Linked DNA regions of Mus musculus: region 1 is linked to region 2. Evidence: chromatin loops called from intact Hi-C (ENCODE). Cell type or tissue: left cerebral cortex. All regions are shown on one strand. Links, peaks and the distances in the headings refer to the core of each region. The heading gives the core; the rest is flanking DNA. Region 1 holds the start of Miga2 (mitoguardin 2). Region 2 holds the start of Set (SET nuclear oncogene).

Region 1 (4,381 bases), core at 96-4,095, 300 kb before region 2:
GAGCACGCAAGGATAGGAATACTGAGGCTTTGAGAGATGAGGACCGAGGCTGGGCCGAGCACCCTAGCCATTGCCTGCTGCTTGCTTGTATCAAACCTGAGGGCCTTGAACGTCTGGGAAGGCCACCTGGTATTAGAGGTGAGCCTATTCTAGGATCCAGGCAGGAGGAGAGAGGGAAGGGGAGGCCTGGCATCTGTTTGCAGGTGAGTCCAGTTAGCCTTGTCTGTGCCCAAGAGGAAGGAAGGGTCCAAGCTCATCATCATATCCTACCTGTCTCTCTATTCTAATGCTGGCCACCAATCCTGCTCCACATTCTTGAGCAGGTAGGTTATCTGCTCCTCCACCCTGGCACCTTAGGCCTGATATCCCGGCTTTCCAATCCAGGCCCTCCTCTTTTGTGCAAGCCAACCCTACTAATTGGCCTGAGCATTCTCTCGTCCCACTTTGACCTGGCTGTGTTATCAGAACCAGGCAGTACTACAGCTCACTCTGCCTCATGTCCTGTTTGTCCCACCCCTGCACATCTCTGTGGGATCCCACGCAGCCGGGCATTGGGCAACCCCACAGTGAACATCAACAATATTCCAAGCTTCAGTATCTGCTCCTTGCGGAGCCTGGGCAGGGACCTTCCTGCTTTGGCCCCGACCTCCCTAGGACATCCTTGACCGCTGTCCACATACAGCGCTGCCCACAGCCGGCACACCTGGGGGGGGAGGTGCCCGCGACCATACTTTTAGATGCTCGCAGCGTTCCAGGCCCGGGAGTCTCCTCTCTGACCCAGCTCCTTTCTCGTTCCACCCACGGAGCCACGCATCCTCTCGAGCCGCCTGGTCCAGGGGATCCACTCATCCCACCTTGGACACCTTCGCGGGCTGGCTGGATCGCAGACCCCGGCGTGGGCCGGGTTCCATGCTCCGCAAGCCTCGCTTCTAGCCCTGCTGATCTGGTCGCCCGCGCAGTGGCCGTCACTCACCAGGGATCCCATCGCTGGGGAAGGGCAGCGTCTCCTTTCCAGGCGGCAATACAACCAAACCACGCCGCTGGATGGGGAAGGCGTGGCCTCGGGCCGGCCAACACAGCTCTGACCAATGAGCGTCTCCATATCGCTCCGCATCGGCGAGGCCCTTGGCCAATGGGGTGAGCTACGTGATCACGCAGACTCCGCCTCCCTCGCTTTTCGCACCGCCCCCTAAGTGTGGTTGCAGTGTGGAATGTCCTCTTCTCTCCTCCGATTGGTCACTAGGATTAGACAGACACACGGACACTAAAAAGGCGGTGGAGTTAGTGGACACCTGGGGCTTTCTGGGAAGCAGCTGCTTAGAGAGTCTCTGCCACACGCTGGTCCTCAGCGTTGTTGTCACTGGGATGTCACACCTGATTACCAAACTCCTGCGCTACACATACTCTCACACCAACAGGCACACACGCATGCACGCACACGCACATCTACAACCCTTATTTATGCATGGTTTGGTTTGGTTTCTTGGTTTTGGATTTTTTTTTTTTTTTTTTTTTTTTTTTTTTTTTTTTGAGACAGGGTTCCTAAAGGATCTATGCTTTGGAGACTAGCAGGTTTTGTATGTTTGTTTTTTAGTTTGGTTTGGTTTGGGGTTTTGGTTGGTTGGGTTGGTTTTTGGTTTTTTTTGTTTTGTTTTGTTATTTTCTGAGGCGATTTTTTTTTTGTGTAGCCCAGGCTGTCCTGGAACTCCTGCCCTCTGTTGGGATTAAAGCCAGGTGTCACCACCGCACTGCCCGCTGATCTTGAATTCTTGATCCTCCTGCCTCCAATCGCCTGAAGTGCTGGAATTATTGGGGTTTTTTTTGTTTGTTTGGTTGGTTGGTTTGGTTTTTTGGGTTTCTCTCTCTCTCTCTCTCTCTCTCTCTCTCTCTCTTTCTTTCTTTCTTTTTCGAGACAGGGTTTCTCTGTGTAGCCCTGGCTGTCCTGGAACTCACTTTGTTGACCAGACTGGCCTCGAACTCAGAAATCTGCCTGCCTCTGCCTCCCAAGAGCTGGGATTAAAGGCGTGCACCACCACTGCCCGGCGAAGTGTTGGAATTATATACAAGCATGTGAAACTCTGCCCAGCTACATCCAAATTCTAAATTAGTAAATAATTATTATTTGAATATCAGGGGAAAAAAATAAAGGCCAAAGTGAACTTTTTTGGTAAAAGGTGCAAGTAGTGCCTATATAGGCCAGAAGAGGGCGACCTCTGATCGCCTGGAACTGGAGTTACAACTGAGAGGAATTCTGTGGGTGCTGGGAATTGAACCCTAGTTCTCTGCAAGAACAATACACTGGGCTTACCAATTGAGCCATCTCTCCAGCCTCCAGTTACTGATCCTTTTCAGCCAGTGTGAGTTACTGAATAAAGACATGCAATTATAAATGGCTTTAACAGGACAGAGCTGGATGCTGTCTGAATGGTCACTATGGCCAGCTACAGACAGATCCTGGTAAGTACAGAGTAAAGAGGAACAATTTCGCATACAAGACTGTGAACACAGACACTTGGGGCTTGTGAGTTACCAGTGTGTAGTTACAGAGCCTGTTAATGTTAGGTCAGTGGTAGGAGACTGGCAGTCTCCTGAAGTTTTTTGTTTTGTTTTGTTTTATTTTCAAACTCCACATATCTGGGCCCCGCCTGCTCTTAGGACAACACCCAGATGCCTGAACAAACACCCAGATGGCTCAGGTTCACCCCTGCACAGACAGATGACAAAGCAAAGGGACCAGCTGAGGAACAGCTCTGGGTGAAAAGATGAGGTTTTCACTTAATATTATTTTTTTAAAGATTTTTTTATTATTATTATATCTAAGTACACTGTAGCTGTCTTCAGACACACCAGAAGAGGGCGTCAGATCTCATTAAGGATGGTCGTGAGGCACCATGTGGTTGCTGGGGTTTGAACTCAGGACCTTCGGAAGAGAAGTCGGTGTTCTTAACCACTGAGCCATCTCTCCAGCCCTATTTAATATTATTTAGTTATTTTATGTATACGAGTACACTGTAGCTGACTTCAGACACACCAGAAGAGGGCATCAGATCTCATTACAGATGGTTGTGAGCCACCATGTGGTTGCTGGGAGTTGAACTCAGGACCTTTCAGAGGAGCAGTCTGTCAGTACTCTTGACCACTGAGCCATCTCTCCAGCCCAAAGCTGAGATTTTGACAGGTGTGGTGATGTACACCTTTAATCCCAGGACTGGGAAGGCAGGAGCATGTGAATCTCAGTGAGTTCTAGGCCAGCCCAGTCTGTATAGTAGCCAAGGCTACATAGTGAGACCCTGACTGAAGAGGAAGAGGAGGAAGAAGAGGGGGAGGAAGAAGAAGAGGAGGAGGAGGAGGAGGAAGAAGAAGAGGAAGAGGAGGAGAAGGAGGAAGAGGAGGAAGAGGAAGAGGAAGAAGAAGAAGGAGAAGGAGAAGGAGAAGGAGAAGGAGAAGAGAAACAAACAAATTTTGAAGGGTTGGAGAGATAGCTCAGTGGTTTAAAAGTGCTTGCTGGGGGCTGGAGAGATGGCTTAGCGGTTAAGAGCACTGACTGCTCTTCCGAAGGTTCTGAGTTCAAATCCCAGCAACCACATGGTGGCTCACAACCATCCGTAATGAGATCTGACTCCCTCCTCTGGAGTGTCTGAAGACAGCTACACTGTACTTCTATATAATAAAAATAAATAAATCTTTTTAAAAAAAAGATGAATCTTTGAAGCAGGAGCAAGAACAGATGGAGTCAGGCACCAAATCCTCTTCCCTGAGCCACAGGGGAAGCAGTAGAAGCAGGACGTCCTCCTGCCTTCCGGGGACTGAGCGACCGCACTCAAGGTCAGGCCATGCTCATGTCCTAGAGCAGCCCATTTTCTCCACCTGGCAGAAACACGAACTTCGACCTTGTATTAGCCAGGGTTCTCTAGAGTCACGGAACGTAAGGGTAGTCTCTATATAGTAAGTTGACAACCAGGAATAGTCATTACGAACCTCCCAACTAAGAAGGCTCATGCTTGGCTTGAGAGCCTTCTCCCTGCCTGTGAGCTCTCTGTCCTGTCCATCCTTCTCTCAGCCAGATGAGGAAGCAATAGGGCCTGTCCTTAGTTTAGTGGCCCTGCATTATCTATCACCAGGCCTTGGCAGAAGAAACAGGTAAATGTCTAGAAGCAGAGTCCCAGAGAGGATGATGAGAGGAATTGAGAGAGGGACCAGAGACAAAGTTCAAATAAAGGGAAAGTGATGGAAAGGGAAAGACAGTGGCAGGGGACAGGGGGACAAGGGACAGGCAGAGAAGACGACTGATATTAGAGCACTATCGCACAGTGGTGGGGTGACAAGGACTAATCAGATTTCCCATGTTTTAAAACGGCTAAGGATGTAGACAGGGAATGTT
Region 2 (4,381 bases), core at 163-4,162:
AACTGCAACAGTGAAGCTCACCACAAAGCATGCTCCCCACGTGTTCGAGCACGCAGTTGAGAATTACTTTCTCATTACCCTACCATTCACAAATTAAGGCATCTACTCCGCTACTCGGAAAAATGCTTCACTCCTGGATTACTTTTCAAAGAGTTTCGTTCGTTACAAAGGTGCAATCATTGGCCTTCATTATTAAAGGTGAATGAGAGGCTTCACCTCATTCAAGAATTTTTCATGTTTATTACTAATATTATACAATTGTAAGAGAAAGGGTGCCAGTGCCAGCTGCCACTTAGTGTGGAAACTAGTCCATGGCCATAAAACAAATTAGGATACTATCAACTGTTATAACTGCTTTAAAAAAATTTAAAGTGCTCTCAATTTGTTATGATTATCAATATACACCGACAAAGACCAGTTAGTCACCAAACTTCCCGGAGTCGTCTTCTCAGACTTAGAATGTAAACCTGACCTTACTCCTTCAACCCATTCTTGATGAGATTGGTCATCATATACGGCCGTGCAGTATTTCAGGACACTTCGTGGGAAAACCCTACTCAAAAACTTGGAGCCATAAAAAGGAGAGGGGGTGTGCTCCTATTTCGTGCCCTTTTGTCCGAGGGTTGTGAAGGCTTTTACAAAGCCAAGTGGGCGTGAAGGGGCCCGATCGCGCGTCTCATTTCCGGTAACCAGCCCGGGCTCTGCAGCTGTCCTGGGCTCGAAACGACCCTCCAGGCGAGGGCTAGGCGTCCTAAAGGCCCCTGAAGCCCCTGCATCATACGGCCTCGGGGCCAGATTCCTCGCACCCCCGGCGCGCCCGAGTGTGGCTGCCCCACGTGGGGTGCGCAACCCGCGCAGCCTGGAGCATCCTCCCGCCGGCTCCGCGCCCCTACCCCGCCCCAAACCCCGGTTCCCGGTTCCGCGGTAGCGCCGGCTCAGGGCGGGAAGCAGGGCGGCACTAGAGGCCCGGCCGCAAGGCTGCGTCCGGCCGCACCATGTGGCGGCGGTGGCGGCTGATGGGAGCGAGGCATCATGGCGGAGCACAATAAAGAGAGGCTTCTCGGGAGGGAGGGAGGGGGAGGAGAGCGCGGGCGGGGGGAAGGGGGGGTCTCCGCCCGCCGCGCAGGCCGCAGCGCCCCCGCCTCGGCCGCACCGCTCACCGCCACGGCGCCACCCCGGCCCCCCGGTCCCGGGCCGCACACAAAAAAGGCGCCGGCTCTCCGGCCCCCGCGCGCCCCCCGCAGCCCCGCGGTCCGGGCCGAAAGATGGCGGCGCGGCCGGGCCCCCGCCGCGCCCGGTCCTCACCTGAGGTCTCGTCGGCCCCGTCGTGATTGGAGTTGAGCTCCTTTTTACTGGCTTTGGCCGTCGGCGCAGACATGGTGCCCTCCGCGATCGGGGCGGGGAGCGGGGAGGGGGAGCGAAGGGACGGCCAAGGGGGCGGCCAGCGGCTTCCCCTCACGCCACACGCGCGGCGCCCGCTCGCTCCGGCCGCCTCCTCCCGGCGCTCACTTGCCTGCCCTCCCCCTGGCTGCCTGGCACTGCCCGCGGGGCCTGACGCGGAGGCAGGCCCGGGCGCGTTGTGGCGAGCCCCCGGCCGGGGCTCTCGCTGAAGGCGGGGAGGCGGCGGCGGCTCGGCTGGGCTCCTCGACTCGCGCCCCGCGCTCCGGCTCGCTTCTGGATTGCCCTGAGCCGCCTCCTCCTCCTCCTCCACCTCCTCCACCACCACCTCCTCCTCTTCCCGGCGAGGGGCAGGCCGCAGAGCGCAGGCGCGCCGGGCCTGCGCAAGTCCCGCCCCCGGCCGGAGAGGCTCGCGCCGTACAGCGATTGGCCGCGGCCGCGGGGCAGGGGGCGGGGCCGTGGCGGGTGGCGGCGGCGGCGGTGGGGACACTGGGGCCTGGACGAGAGGCGGGAGGAAGCGGCTCAGCGACGCATGGTCCTGCCCCCGCGCGGTGCTCCCCTCCCCCGCTCTCCCCTTCTCCAGCCGACCCGGGACATTTGCGCGCCGCGCGGTGACTTGAGAGGCGGGGCCTCCGTTCCCCAATACTCCATCACGTGGTGGCTCAGTGGCTTCCCTTAGCGGGGCGGCTGGGGGCTCTGGAGAGGGGGCGCGCGCAGCCCCTCAAAAGTACAGGCCTTAGGAGTACCCTGGCTACAATCAGGCGCCTGAGTTCTGCACCCGGGCACCTTCATTTTTTTCTAGATGGAGAAGCTGGGGACTCAAACTCTAGGCTGCTGTGCAGAGCCACACGCAAGCAGTTCCTCTATCCAGTTTACACGCGGGACCGGGTTTATGCATGGGCCAATTCAAGCCTCTGCCCTCGGTTCTGAATTTTTAAAAATCTGTTACATATTCACACTCAAAAGAACCACAGGAAAGTTCTCTGACTGTAGGAAGGACCTTTCTGCCACAGGTCCTTCTGCTCAACTTCGTACAGGTGTCCTGATCTCAGTGGTGAGGGAAGCACATTTTTGGTGATGACAAATGGGGAAATGTTTAAAAGTCAAAGGCTAAAACAGTAAAACAAACAAACAAACAAACAAAAACAGCTTTAGATTATTAAAAAGTCCTTAAGCACTATGTCGGAGGGATTTAATGGTTAAACACTGTTTTTCAGGACTTGAAAAGATAGTTCTCTGTCTACCTGGATCCCAACACGTGGTCCTGGAAATCCAGAAAGCTCTCTACCTGGTTCCTCTACCACTAGAGCTTGAACTATCCATACTCTCAGTATTCCCGTTTTATTATCAGCTCTTATACATAAAGCAATGTGGCTTTAAGTCAAGTCATTCATGGTGGGTAGACAATAAATGTAAAATACATCATATATATATATATATATATATATATATATATATATATATATATATATATATATATATACAGTCCATGGTGAGAGAATACAAATGTGCTCCTCCAAGTTTCCATCTCAACTCCAGGAAATTCAGCTAGGCCTTCCTGGTGGTGCACCTTATGCTCAAGTCGGTGAATTAATTGCACTCATCTGTTGCAATTGGTAAGCTTAAATCTGGCGACAACCTCTAAGGACCTCTAACCCACACAGCTCCCAAGCCTAGAGACCTCCAACACAGGCAACTGTGGACAGGCTTCTTAAAGAGGGAACGGTCTGACAAAAAGGAGAGCTATAAACTGTGACTAACATTTGCTAAAACTCAGGTGATGCCTTCACCAGGAATGATTCCTGATAGCCCTGTGAGGTCCTGGCACACAGTAGCAAAGAAATTCCACAAACAAAACAAGGACTTAGGCTGAGGCAGAGGCTAGCCTGGGCTACAGTGTCTAAGTGTCTAAAAGTAAAAGGGCTAGAGCATTAGCCCTTAGCACTCCCATACCAAATCACTACCCTAGGCTCCTGCTGCATTTGGCTGTATTTTCCTGTAACCCTCATAAGATACAAAGTAACTTTTACAGATAATCTTAGGGTTAAAAAACAGGGCTTGGATCCTAAGAGGCAAGTTCCCTATCACTCAGCCACGACCCCTGCCTCAAACTCTTCCAAAACAAGATACTAAGTATATTTTACAGATAAACTAAACTGGGTTAAGTAATGGGAATGGATCCCCAGGTCTAGTGCCTGATAAACTGTCATCTGCCAGGCAGCCCCACCGGCAACTCAACTTTACAAGAGAAGGAACCAACATAAACCAGTTATTTTCTTTTTCTGGGGGTTGGGAGGTGGGGAGTGGAACTAGAAAAGGATGGCCTTGAACTTCTGCTCTTCACTCCCCAAACCCCTAATGTCTTAAATGTGGCTTAAGAGACAAGAGCTGACATCAAGTCTTGGCGCACACCCACGGGGGGGGTGGGGGGTGGGGGAAACAAACCAACCCACCAAGAATGTCTGTTTCTTTCTCTTTGTATTACACAAACAATTTAAAAATTACTTTTTACCCAGAAGAGTGTTTTGTCTGTAGTATTTAACTGTGCTATGTGCAAAGGCCAGAAGAGGATCCTCCTGGAGCCGAAGCTGGGAGCCACCACTGCAGTACTAGAAACTAAATCCAGGTCCCTGGCAAGGCCAATGTGCTCTTAAGCACTGAACCACCACTTCTCCAATCTCTTTCCTTTTTTTACCTACAAGCCTAGATAGACTGACTTAATGGGCCACTCCCAGGTAGAAAGAAGCTTGCTCTGAAAACTGAAGTTTTTTTCAACCACAACGTCTGGTCCAAGGGTTGGTGCCTGTGACCACAGCATAAATCTACAGAAGACCCACGGGGCCTTCCTCTGATTGGGCCCTGAACTTCAAGATGAATACAAGGAGCATACTAAGGGAAATCAAAGCAGAAGGGGGGGGGGGGCGCTGGGCATGGGTGCACCCAGGAAGCCACCAAGCATTGCACTCTCCATACCAGTGTGGAG

The links. Peaks named below come from ENCODE experiments on the same cell type or tissue, not always from the same donor. Only the 100,000 strongest peaks of a DNase experiment are listed, where the experiment ranks them.
Region 1: it touches region 2 in a loop (8-fold over the local background); 1 of 42 quality-filtered maps calls a loop at or near these places.

Annotation. Positions count from the first base shown.
Region 1 is chr2:30,360,898-30,365,278 of GRCm38, reverse strand. Miga2 (mitoguardin 2) reads right to left here and starts at 1,046. Exons shown (of 16, transcript NM_001242407.1): 1 at 974-1,046. In left cerebral cortex, for the core only: CTCF peaks have their summits at 2,206 (motif pointing right) and 2,868 (motif pointing right); DNase peaks (open chromatin) are centred at 165, 582 and 1,151; H3K4me3 peaks cover 1,561 bases; H3K27ac peaks cover 1,229 bases.
Region 2 is chr2:30,063,818-30,068,198 of GRCm38, reverse strand. It overlaps Set (SET nuclear oncogene), which reads right to left and starts at 1,725. Exons shown (of 8, transcript NM_001204875.1): 1 at 1,306-1,725. The coding sequence starts at 1,378. In left cerebral cortex, for the core only: no CTCF peak of the experiment used is centred there; DNase peaks (open chromatin) are centred at 993 and 1,855; H3K4me3 peaks cover 2,313 bases; H3K27ac peaks cover 1,642 bases.